Linked DNA regions of Homo sapiens: region 1 is linked to region 2. Evidence: chromatin contacts called from ENCODE Hi-C or POLR2A ChIA-PET data. All regions are on one chromosome and are shown on one strand. Each heading gives the region's core, a stretch centred on a gene start or an enhancer-like site at or near the end of the contact. The rest is flanking DNA. Distances are from core to core; before and after follow the strand shown.

Region 1 (6,862 bases), core at 2,084-4,583, 39 kb after region 2:
TTTAGTATGGATTTATTCGTTGATTCAGATAATGCAGGAGGTTTATTGAACACCTACTGTGTGCCAGGCACTGGAGATATGCTGGTGATGTACCCACCCCTCCCTGGAAGAGCCCGGAGCCTAATGGGGAAGACAGGAATAAACAAGTGCAGTGCAGTCAGGAGGTGCACTGCAATGGTTAAAGTCTGGCCAGAGTTTGTGATCACAGAGGAGAGTGACAATGATGACAGTGACAACCAACGTTTGTTAAACACTTTCTGTATGTTGGGCACTGTGCTTTCTACACATTATCTATTTTTTAATCCTGGCAACAACTTTGTGTCGTAGAAGCTACTATTGTCCCCTTTATACAGAGGAAGAAATTGAGACTCAAAGACAACATTTCTAAGCTGAATCTTAAAAGCAAAGTAAGAATTATCCAGGGACAATTTTGTAATTAATAAGTAAGATGCAATGGGGGGAAAAGAGGCATTATCCACAGGGAAGAAGGAAGGGGCCATGATTCTGGGATGAGGAATAGCAAATACAAAGACATGGAGGAAATGGATGAGATGACCTTTGTGTGCCAGGGTGGCAGTGGGAGCCAGGGCAGCTGAACCTCATTTACACAACCTGGTCCTGCCCATGGTTTTGGGATTTCAACTGTGTGACCTGTTGTCATGGAAGAGCAACCTGTGTTTCCCAATACCCGACTTCAGCTCTCCTTGCCCCTCAAGTGGCAGAGCCACTTAATTAGATAATGTTCCCATGTGATTGGGGTGACGAATTCAACCTTGAAGTGGTTGTTCCAGTGACTCTGAGATTAAGCTCAACAGCTGGGCGTCTCTGGGAAAGCTGGCAGGGCTGGCAGGATCCACAGGGATGTTGAGTTCTTAGTCTTCCAAGCTGGACTTCAAGGGGCCTTGAGCAAGTCACTTAACTTCTGTAACATTTGCTTTGTCCTGCAGATGGCCTGAAAGCATGTCTGGTTCAAGTCTGTATTCCCAGAACCTACCGCAGAGCCTAGTACATGATAAACTGTAAAATGGGGATACCAGTTATTATTGCAAGGCATTTCAGGTGATTAATGATATTTCCAATGAAAGCCTCTAAACTGCTCAGTGAAAGGTAAGGAATAAATGAATAGTCCCCTTTCTCAAGTTTGCTTAATTAACTAGTCATCATTGATCTAAGTCTTTCTATTTAGAGTTGGCAGATATTCGTTGTACTAGGAAAACCATCTTAGCCTCTGCTTCATGCAATTTTAGTTTGCAGTGGGTGGGTACAAACGAAAGCAAACCAGAGGTAGAAGTTTTTTCCATACATAGGGCATGCCTAGTGGAAAAGCAGCCTTTTCAGCAGAGGAAGGCGGGTCGAATGTGCAGCAGGACAGAAAAACCCAGAGCCCTGATTGTGCCCATTGTCCAATGACTGCTCCTTTGCAAGGGCTGATCCCTGACATTGAATGGCGGGAGGGTGATGACTGCATTGAAATATCTGCTAATAGGCAAGGCCCTCCCTTCCTCCACACCCTTTCTCCTCCGTTAAAGACTTTCTGGAAAACAGAGCAAAAACAATGCGGCAACCCCAAGGGTTGATGAGAATTGCATTCTCCCTGCAGCTTCTATTACTCTTGTGCCTTTGTCCCCGTGGACTTGGTGAAGGGTATAGCTGTCAGGTGCCTCTCTTCCCTGGTGCAGGGTAATCTGGACTGATTGACTTGTCCATTGTCCTAAGGTTGGAGCTAAAAACAAAACAGGAAAAGCTGCTTGATGAGGATGAAGAGGAACTTGGTGGCCAAATGCTGTTGCTTTCCAGGCATTGGACACAAGGCTCATTCTCTCTGAGAAACTTACATCCAAAGGCAGTGACTTTGAAAGGACCGTGGCTGTGGAATTAGAGACAGATGCGTAGCTGACCATGAGTAGATATTAAATTGTATTAAACTATGCAAACCGCATTTCTCATGCAAGGCTTGTTTCTACCTTACATCAGCCCTTGAGCTGCATTTGCATTTCTATAGAGAACGAAATAAAAGCAGCATGTCACTTACTCATTTCTATTCATAACTGTGAGCTGTTATTCTAGCTCTCATCTACCCTACACAGCACTGCCAGATTAATCTTCCTGAACCTCCATCAACAGCGAGTTTGGTTCCCAGCATTTCACTGAATCAACTCATGTTTATAAGGCCCAGGTGCTGAGAGGGATATAAACAGACTTAAGACGGGACTAATTTTAAGGTAACCAGACATCCTGCTTTGTCTGGGACAATCATTGCTTATGCTTGTTATCCTGATACAATTATTAATAGTGCCTCTTTTCACTCTCAAAAGTGATCCTGATTAGACAATGAATTACAAGGTTGCCCTACTCATGTCTGTCAAGTGTTCATAAGATAAAAGGGGTGGAAAGGATGAAGGTAAATACGGTAATTTCAAAACAAGGTAGAGATTGGAGGTAGAGGAGTTAGGTGTTTGCAGAAGGAAGGGAGCCATTGAGGCTGAGAGTGATAGGGGAGGCTCATTTAATTCTAGGACTTGGCCTTGGCTTCGAAGGATGATGATGACTCAAAAAAGGGGAGAGAGGCTGGCGAAGGTGTGGGAGCCGTGAGAGTTAAGGGTGTATTCCATGACTCTCAAAGGGTCACCTAGATGGAGCTTCCTCTGGGAAGAGGAGAGCAGGAGCTGTGAGATGGGAGGGACAGATCTGGAAGGCTTGAAAGGCAGGTGAGGAACTTGTGCTTTACCCTGGGGGCTGAAGGAAGCCATAGAGATACTGGTGTGAAATAGCCAAGGTGAACAGGAGGATTCAACTGGTCCTGGCGTAGGACTGGTCATCTCATCACCAGTGAAGACAGAGGATCTGACCTGCAGAAGCTGCCTCCAAACCATCACACCATGCTGCCTGCCCCTCTCCCATGGCCTGCATGATTTCCTAGGTAAATTAAAAATTTTCACCCATGACAGGGTGAGGCAAATGGATGTTCTGGTGTCTTGGTTTCCAGAAGCCTCCAGCCAAGAGTTGACATGAGCTTGCTGTTTTAACATCAGTTAAAATAATTATTGTAGCATGATTTCTGACAGGAACAAAACAAAAGGATACACTTACAGGAGCAGGCTGTGCAGTCAGGACATGCGCGATCCTTCAGAGGGCCTTTCGGGAGTGAGTGACTCGCCACAGGGTGTTTATCTGTCATCCATATGGGGAATCATCTTCTTCATAATTTTGCTCAACTGGAATCAGAGCTAAGGCTCCATGTGCACAGCGGAGAGATTCATTTTGTCTTGTGCCTGCCTCTTCCTCCTTTCTTCCTTCCTTTTTTCTTTCTTTCAACTAGAATCATTGAGTACTCAACATATGGACACACCCTAAGCCAGCTGCTCTTACTCCGTGGTTGCCACAGCAACCCAGTCTCGTGAGATCAGAGCATCTTCATTTTGCAGATGAAGAAAATAAGCTTCTGAGAGGGTAGGAGAACTGCTGGAGGTGACCAGCTATATGCATTGTTGAGCACCTTGCCAGGGTAATTACATCAAGCAGGTCTCTATGAATAGTTTGATTATTTCTAGTAATGCTGTTGAGGAAATGAAACCAACAGAGAGCAATACTAGGTCAGTGGTATTCAAGCCTGACTGTGCATTAGCACCATTTCAGCACCAGGTGCTTAAAAAATACGTTTCTGGCTGGGTGCGGTGGCTCACGCCTGTAATCCCAGCACTTTGGGAGGCCGAGGCAGGTGGATCACAAGGTCAGGAGATCGAGACCATCCTGGCTAACACAGTGAAACCCCGTCTCTACTAAAAATACAAAAAATTAGCCAGGCGCAGTGGCGGGCACCTGCAGTCCCAGCTACTCGGGAGGCTGAGGCAGGAGAATGGCGTGAACCCGGGAGGTGGAGCTTACAGTGAGCCGAGATCGCGCCACTGCACTCCAGTCTGGGCGACAGAGCAAGACTCCGTCTCAAAAAAAAAAAAATACATGTTTCTGGGCTCTGTGCCCCAAATGTTCTGTTTTAGTGGCTCCTGGTGGAGCTTAAGAATCTGTGCATTGTTTTTTTAAGTCCGCTAGAGTAATAGTTCTTCAACCACAGTATGTATCCATTGTTAAAACACAGATTCTGGGCTTCCACCCCTTGAGTGTCTGATGCAGGAGGCCTCTGGTGGGCCTAAGCATTGCATTCCATACTGCTACTCTGAGGAGGATACTCAGAACTGCTGCGGGAGAGGCTGCTGATGCTCATCCCGCCCACGCACTGCTGGGGTGGAAGGCTCCTGGACTCTGCATGCTCAGATGGTTTGAGTCTATTTTGTGGAGGGCATGCTAGGATTAGAAGAGCTAGACCCGGGATGGCTACATATGAGCCATCCCCCCTTCCTCGAAACCTGGGGTAGACATCATTTACTGACCACTGTGCTCTTTTTAACTGAGTCCTGGCTCAAGGTCCCTCTCATCTCTCTGTAGCCTGCCCATACCAATCAAATGGTGTTGGCTCACAAGCCAAACCTTTTATTGTTTGCTAAGCTAGACATTCTAACCGACACTTCCAAAATCAGTCATTGAAAAATTCTGTTTGTTTGTGGAACGTGTGCCTTAATTGTTCATGAGAGGGAACCCCCTGGGGAGTGGTTCTTGACATTGGCTGCACATTAGAATCACCTAGGAAATTCAAAACAAAAAGAAAACCAGACTATTGGGCTCCCTTCCATGTCTGAGGTGGGCTCCAGCTGCTAGCAGCTTTATGAGCATTACAGGTGATTCTAAGGTACGGTTAGGGCTGACAGCTATCGGACTGAGGGGGTTGCTAGAAGCTGTGCAAACTCTAAAACTAGTTGCTAACTCCTGTCCTGTCGCTGAAGATTCCCCTTGCAGAGCATCCCCTTTTCTTCTATGCATCTCTTTATTTTTCTGACAAACAGAATAGAAAGGAGAAGCAGCCAAAGGCCTGTTGACACCATTTTTGTCTCAGAGGCTTCCTGACAGGAGGCTGAAATGGGTGGTAGCCACTGTCCTAGAATAGCTAGAAAGGAACCATTTTTCTGGAGCAGTTCCCAAAAAATTCGTCTCTAACAGCAGAAGGTGTCACTCCCCTCGCTTTCTTACCTTTTGTGAATTTTGGAATGCAGAAGGTCCCATCGAGAGGAAACGTTTTCACACAGAGACTCCCCAACTCTCAGCCCCATGGTTTTCCTCTCTGCTCAGTGCCAGCCCTCCCAAATTTAGACTCGCGTCCCCCTTCATGGCTGCCACTCATGCTTTACTAAATTGCTCTTTGTGGAAGTCACCAACACACCCTAAACAGCAATTCTTCTCTTTGTTCTCCCTGAATCATCCGACTCTGTTGATCACTCTCTCTGTTCCTGGGAACGTAATTTTTCTGCTTCCTCTCCATTCCTTCTCTGTGTCCTTTACTAACCTCTTTGCCTTCTCCTGCTCCTTAGTGGGAGCATTTCCCCAGGGCCACCATCTTTGTCCCATAGCACTTTTCTACACACCGTCCTTCCCCTGGGATCCCTTCCCCAGATCCATGGCACAGGTCTGACTGATGTTCTGAGTCCCAGTCTCCCAACAGTGTCTGTAGAACTTCTTGTGCCCACCAAATTGGCCCTGTCTCTGGACTCCCCTATTTTTCTTCTGGGCACCAGTGTTTATGCTGATCTCCTAGACCTGGGCTGTTGGTCGCATTAAACTCTGTTATCCGGTTCATGTCTGGTTTGCCTTTCCTTTGTGCTGCCTCTCACATTGGCCATTCGTGCCTTTGCCCATCTGTTAATTATTTGCTGCGTGCCAGGCATAGTGCTAAGTACATCTGTTATTCTACTTAAACTTCACAGCAACCTTATGAATCAGTAGGCAGGATTATTATCATCCCTGTTTTATCTCTGAGGAGACAGCCTTTGAGATGGATAGGAACCTTGGCTGACTAGTGGTGGAACAGAAATTCAAGCTCATACTGAGCCCCTGAGCTCTCACTCTTCAGTGCTGTACTTGGTTGTTCCCTCCTTGCCGCAGCCCACTGTTGCAATCTCATCTCCTTTTACCCTTCCACATATGAGTCGGCCCCACATGAACCGGTTTACTCCCAGGTCTCCGGGTCTCTTCATTCTTTTCCTCCTCTATATTTTTGCCCAAATCCTTGGTGATATCTGATACCCCAAGGGCAGCACCACCTCCTATGCTTTGCCTTCTTCTTCTTCTTCTTTTTTTTTTTTTTTTGAGATGGAATCTCACTCTGTCACCTGGGCTGGAGTGTAGTGGCACGATCTCAGCTCACTGCAACCTCCGCCTCCCAGGTTGAAGCGATTCTCCTGTCTCAGCCTCCTGAGTACCTGGGATTACAGGTGCCCACCACTATGCCCAGCTAATTTTTTGTATTTTTAGTAGAGACGGGGTTTCACCATGTTGGACAGGCTAGTCTTGAACTCCTTACCTTGTGATTTGCCCACCTCAGCCTCCCAAAATACTGGGATTACAGGTGTGAGCCACCGCACCTGGCCTTCTTGACCTTTCCAAACTGTCCAAATTCCAAAAGCCTTTTTTTGATGTGTACTGTCTTGTGTTTTAAATTCCTTTGGTGGATTTATTTATTTATTTATTTATTGAGATGAAGCTCTGTCACCCAGGCTGGTGTGCAGTGGAGCCATCTCAGCTCACTGCAGCCTCCACCTCCCAGGTTCAAGTGATTCTCTTGCCTCAAGTACCCGAGTGGCTGGGATTACAGATGTGCGCCAACACGCCTGGATAATTTTTGTATTTTTAGTAGAGGCAGGGTTTCACCATGTTGGCCAGGCCAGTCTTGAACTCCTGGCCTCAAGTCTGCTTGCCTTGGCCTCCCAACGTGTTGGGATTACAGGTGTGAACCACCGCGCTTGGCTCCTTTGGT
Region 2 (5,978 bases), core at 2,876-5,375:
TACTTGGTTAATGCTTAATAAATATTTGTTGAAGAGTAAATGAATAAATTAATAACTACCTTTTATGTACAACAGATAAGGTTGAAATTTTCTCTTTCCTGACCAGGATAGTTAGCTAGTTAATTACAAAAGTAGGGTGAAGCATGGAAATCAAACAAATAACACACACACACACCTTCAACAGTTTACTTTTAACTTAAAACACATGTACATCCATTCACCAGTTTTTGATTTGGGGCCATGGGCCTTTCTTTGCTCATGAACCCGATTGTCTTTCTTGCACAAACCACACCCATAAGCATTATGTGAGGTTTCCATTTGGGTTTCTTTAAAGTGCAGTGAGAATATAAAGACATTTGCAAAGCAGTCTGAGTACCAGAATGATTCTGGATTTTTATTATTTTTGCCCCTAATCATTTGCAGTTGTCTCATCCACACCTAATTTGCCAGTAGTTTTTTTTTTTTTTTTTTAATCTTGGCTGCTTGCCTTTATTGAAACTTTCCAAAGCAATTAACTTCATTTTTGTAGAAACAACTAACAAATGTTCTTTCTTCTTGTGCTTGCTTTCATGGGTTTGTGTACTATTTGAATACTTATGTCACTACAAAGCAATAGCAACTGGCATAAACAGGTGTGGAAACATGGTTGACACTATATGAACACAGTACATCTGGGGGGTGCAGAAGTGTGCAAGTGTCCAGGGAAGAATCGGCCGCAGTCTTGTCTGTGGGAAGCCCGGGAGGAGCCATCTGAGTGGTAGGCATAGAGGCTAGGAGGAAATAAAATAGATTTTTGGAGGACTGCCCTGGCAAACCCCCATCTGTAAAATGACGGCAAGCATTCAGACAGTATTGATTTTTCTTTATGCCTGGCACAGCCCTGTACCTGGATCCTGTCCTCATCACTCACTCCTTGACTGTGGGATTTGCTAGAACATTCTGTACCCAAAAAGGCTCAATGGAGTCAAGGTGTGATCACTGGGCTGCCAATTACCCATTCCTTATATCTCTAAGTGTATTTTTATGCCTTGGGTTAACATTGACCCCTCCTCTTCCTGCCAGGGATTAGAACCAGTAATTCCAATTTGTAGAAATCTGCTTTTTACCATTGTCTTCCTTTTCCCAGCTCTTTGGCTTTTCCAACAGGGAATTCTGGGATGCACTTAGAAAACATTTTCTTGATGAAAACTGTCACAGAGCAGCACTTTTTGTTTTTGAATTTTTATTTTTTAGAGACAGGGTCTCTCTCTGTTGCCCAGGCTGGGGTCCAGTGGCACAGTCATAGCTCACTGCCACCTCAAATGCCTGGGCTCAAACGATCCTCCCACCTCAGCCTCCTGAGTAGCTGAGACTACAGGTGTGTGCCACCAGGCCCAGCTCACTTTAAAAAAAATTTTTTTGTAGAGATGTGATCTCACCATCTTGCCCAGGCTGATCTTAAACCCCTGGACAGCAACACGTTCTTTAGTGACTGATATTTCCTCCCTCCTCTCTTTCTCCTTTTCTTCCTTCACTTTATTCTATCCTTCCATTCTTTTATTCAGTTGATATTTATTAGTCTTGAGGATGGGTCAAGATTATGCGGATTGTTTTGTTTGCTGCAAAGGTGTATCAGAAACCATTTCTTCAAGAAACCTGCCACTGAGGAGGGAAATTTACCAAAGCGTGTTGTGTCTTTAAAAGCTGTGCTGTGTAGGCCAGAAAGGTGGCTCACTGTAGTCCCAGCACTTTGGGAGGCCGAGGCAGGCAGTTCACTTGAGCCGAGGAGTTCAAGGCTAGGCTGGGCAACATGATGAAACCCTGTCTCTACAGAAACAAACAAATGAACAGTTAACTGGGTGTGGTTGCATACACCTGTGGTCCCAGCTATTCAGGAGGCTGATGTGGGAGGATCACTTGAGCCTGGGAGATAGAGGCTGTGGTGAGCTGTGATCTTGCCACTGCACTCAGCCTGGGTGATAGAGCAAGACTCTGTCTCAAAAAAAAAAAAAAAAAAAAAAAAAAAGCTGTACTGTGATAAACCACCTCACATTGCCAGAAGTACTGGTCGAGAAAATACAAATGGCTGCAAGACCTGAGAACCTGGAAACAAGCAATAAAAACCAATTTGCAGTTAAAATATGTGTCCTTAAGTCCATGCTCTATAATGGAAATATTTCACTCTGCGCGAGCCAGGCAGGCCTTTTCCCGGGGCCTGTTGGTCTTGGTTTGGCTGCAGCTTAGTTATCTGAATGTTTCCAAGACCAAGGCAGATCCAGAGGGAGCCCAGTTAAGAGGACACAGGGTCACTGACAGTACAGTAAACAACACCTGATAGCAGGAAGGAGACAACTAAGTGCCAACCAGATTCAGAAAGCCCTAGGTGTCTGGAGTTCTCAAGCCGAAGGCTGCTGTGCGCCGAAGACCTCCACCTTGGGCTGCACAAATTGATTGATATTCACCTTGGTGCCTCTGAGCCATCTAAGAAAGGTTTCTTAAGCTCAGATGAATTTGTGTAAGAAAACAGAGAAAATAAATAGAATGCATTTTTTTTTTAAGTTTGGGATTTATATGGTCAGCTTCATTTATTTTGAAATTTAGAATATCCTCTGGTGGGACTGGATGAATGCAGCTTTATTGCGTCCACCTAGTTTCTGATGATTCTTGCAAGCAGTGGCAGAAAATAAAGGAGGCTGTGAAGCCACCAGGCTTCCCCACCTCATACAGAGTGAGGAAGAAAGTGGATGTAATCAGATGGCAAATGCTTGTTTTGTAAAAATGTGTTGTGTCCTAATGAGGCCCCGCAGCACAGTGGTTAAGAGTCCAGGCCAAGGGTCTGACCGCCTGTGTTAGAAATCAGGCTTTGCCACTTAGTAGGTATGTGTGGCTGTTTGGTAAATGACTTAGTCTCTCTTTGCCTCAAATTCCTCACCTGCAAAATGGGTATAATAAAAGTGTCTGATAGGATGGTTATGAAGTACTACTTGTGAGTGCTGAGATCAATGGTAGCCATCAGCTCTTTGTTGGCTAATGTCATTGGTAACCCATCCCCCTTCCTTGCTGCCTTTACTTTTTTTTTTTTTTTTTGAGACGGAGTCTTGCTCTATCACCCAGGCTGGAGTGCAGTGGTGCGATCTCAGCTCACTGCAAGCTCCGCCTCCTGGGTTCATGCCATTCTCTTGCCTCAGCCTCCTGAGTAGCTGGGACTACAGGCACTTAACTGTTGTCAGAAGAAGGCAGAGGGCTGAGCTGAGCATAGTGAAATGCATGCTTAGCAAACATTTTTGTTTTTTTGAGATGGAGTCTCGCTGTGTTGCCCAGGCTGGAGGGCAATGGCGTGATCACGGCTCACTGCAAACTCCACCTCCTGGGTTCAAGCGATTCTCCTGCCTCAGCCTCACGAGTAGCTGGGATTACAGGCACACACCACCACGCCCAGCTAATTTTTGTATTTTTAGTAGAGACGGGGTTTCACTGTGTTCGAGACCAGGCTGGTCTCGAACTTGTGACCTCAAGTGATCCGCCTGCCTCGGCCTCCCAAAGTGCTGGGATTACAGATGTGAGCCACTGTGCCTGGCCAGCAAACATTTGTTATCTCCAGAGTGCACTAGGCAGGATTTCACTTCAATGCTAAGATTTTGGCTCTCTTTTGCTAAGGTCGATATAATTTTATTAGTGATCTGGTTGCTCCCAAAATATCTCTTGGGTTGTATTAACTGAGGAAGAAAGGAAGTAGTTTTTTTTTCTTGTTTTCCTTGTTTTGTTACTTGATATGCCCAAGTGGTGTTGAGTTCATTGAGGTAATTTGAGGTACACAGGGGCTGTGACAGTATCCACCCTCACTGCAGCTGAGATGGTAGCGGGGGTGGAGAGTGGGATTGGCCAAGGCAAATACAGAAGCCCAGAGCTCCAGTTCCATGATGTAAATCTTGTACCAAATTTCAATGAGCATTATTTTCTACATGGGGAAATGAAATGATGGAGTGTTTAAAACCTAGAACAGCACTGGGTAGATGGCATAACTTTTTTTTTTTGTTTGGTGTGAAATGTTAGGTTATTTCAACTGCAAGGTGAATCGGAAAGTCTTGGTAGGAATGTAGCTTCCCCCACGCCACTTGGAAAGGAGTGTGGGATTTGTTTGCCAAAGGCCCTGGTAGCCTTCAATCTGTCAAAACGTTGCAAGCTGGGAGCGGTTTGCCAAAGCAAACTATCAAAGTGAAATAACACACGAGTTGCACACACAGAGACACATGCATGCTCTCTCATTCTCCAAACATTAATTTTGAATTGGGTCAGGAGGAACAAGGATTTGGGCTAGATTGTTGGTGTTTTGAAAAGAGGTGGGCACAGCTACAGATACCAATTAGCTAAGTATGCGCAAGCAGGGTGAGGTATCCTAAAACAGAGTGTGCTGAGCAGGGGTGGGAAACTTTCAGCCCTTGGCAGAGTTTCCTCTGGCCCCTGGGGTTATATATTGCTGTGCCTGCTGTTATTGTAGCCCAAAGAATAATTGCCCCTCTGGGGGAATTTATTCTATTCCATTCAGAGCAGAGACCATTTAATATCTCAGAGTTTACTCCAGAATGAATTTTGTTGGGTACCCCTATGCATTTTAGCTTCAATAGGGCCCAGTAAATGAAGAGAAGAAGCATTTGAACATCTAAATGTAATTTGTGTTGCACTTTTGTAACAAGAGGCACCAGCAAACATTTTGCTGCCATATCTTGTGATCTTCTAAGGATGGTTTTTTGGAGAGGGGTAACATAGAAATTCAAAAGCAGAACTGATTTTTATAAATCCCTCATAAAAGAAAATTTTAAAAGCTCCCGAAGTGGCTTTGGACATTTTCAAATATGTTAATTCACAGTATTTTCACTTAATCTTGAAATTTCAGGGGTCACCAAGATGGTGAAGCATCATTCTTTAATTCAGTGAATTAAGCTCCTACTATATAGCAGCCACTGTGCTAGGTGCTGGGGAATAAAGTAGTGACAAAACAAACTCCCTGATCTCATGGAGCTTACATTCCATTGGATAGAGAGAGAAATTTAAATAAAGACATAGTATGTGAGACGGTAAATGCTATGGAGAAAAGGGCTGGGCTGGGAGAGGGACCACTGTTTTTTGTAGGGTCAAGGAAGCCCTGTGAAGACAAGATCCTCTGGGCAGAGACCTTAAGAAGTGAGGGAACGAGTAGAATTGACCAGGCAACCTGGAATGCAGTTCCTCGGAGTCAGAGGAAAACCTAGATGTGATCTCACTCCCTTTCCTGCCCCAAGTCCCCCTGAATGCTATGAAAGTGCAATCTCAGATCAGTGATTATCCAAAACTGCTCCTTACAAATATGTGGCTACTGTGTGTGCCAAGAGCTTTGAGGCACTGAGGTGTAACATGTTTATGGAGCTGCAGCTTTTTTTTTTTTTAACAAAACCACACCAATCTGGTTTTCTTTTTAAATGAGTAAGCAGTGCCAGAATGTGTTACAAATGATTCACATTTTTAGGCCTGGGTGCAAGAAAGCACATTAACTCATTTGAGGTAGGAGGACAGGTTATACAATTCCCATTTTACAGATGAGGAAACTGAGGCACAGAGAGACGGTGATTTGCCCAAGGTCATGCAACCATGGAGCATGGACTTGTGAGTTGTGATGCACATGTTCTTGATTTAGAGGTCAAATTGGATCCAGCAGGGATACAGCTAGAAGATTACTGTCCTTTTGCCACCACTGTCTGGGAACCCGCTGTCTCTAATTCTCCTGCCCTATTGCTGGAAGACATCTTGGGCAATATTTCCAGTACATTCTGTGTGTAATGAACAGGCTCATTTTCAAGTATTAAAAAGTCCAAAGGAAGTTGTGTGTGATGGGAGTGAGAAGGTGAATCATTTTCGAAGTTATCCAGGACATCAGTAGCATCACCATCTAGACCTGTACCATTAGCTTCCTGTGTCTTGAATAGCACAGATCTGTGTATCTGCACTGGACAGTACCGACAGAG

The links. A loop is a pair of places that touch in the nucleus more often than their neighbours do. ChIA-PET counts read pairs that join two places held with the same protein, here RNA polymerase II (POLR2A). Pooled maps may share reads with other maps.
Region 1: a map of heart left ventricle shows a loop between it and region 2 (2.2-fold over the local background). The contact joins the promoter of THSD4-AS1 here to the enhancer-like site in region 2. A Hi-C loop is called at or near these places in 3 of 168 maps with a recorded cell type or tissue (Right ventricle myocardium inferior and heart left ventricle), 1 of 37 single-sample maps with no recorded cell type and 2 of 50 pooled maps. POLR2A ChIA-PET finds 5 or more read pairs at or near these places in 1 of 52 experiments (A673).

Annotation. Positions count from the first base shown.
Region 1 is chr15:71,185,726-71,192,587 of GRCh38, forward strand. THSD4-AS1 (THSD4 antisense RNA 1) reads right to left here and starts at 3,334. Exons shown (of 3, transcript NR_120351.1): 1 at 3,091-3,334. All of the region lies in intron 3 of THSD4 (thrombospondin type 1 domain containing 4), which reads left to right.
Region 2 is chr15:71,145,991-71,151,968 of GRCh38, forward strand. The region is part of intron 2 of THSD4 (thrombospondin type 1 domain containing 4); the gene reads left to right. Among named protein-coding and RNA genes, the nearest start is that of CT62, 33 kb to the left of the region's middle. Within about 2 kb of position 4,126, at least 9 of the 41 ENCODE cell types and tissues checked have a DNase peak (open chromatin) inside an H3K27ac peak, as active enhancers do.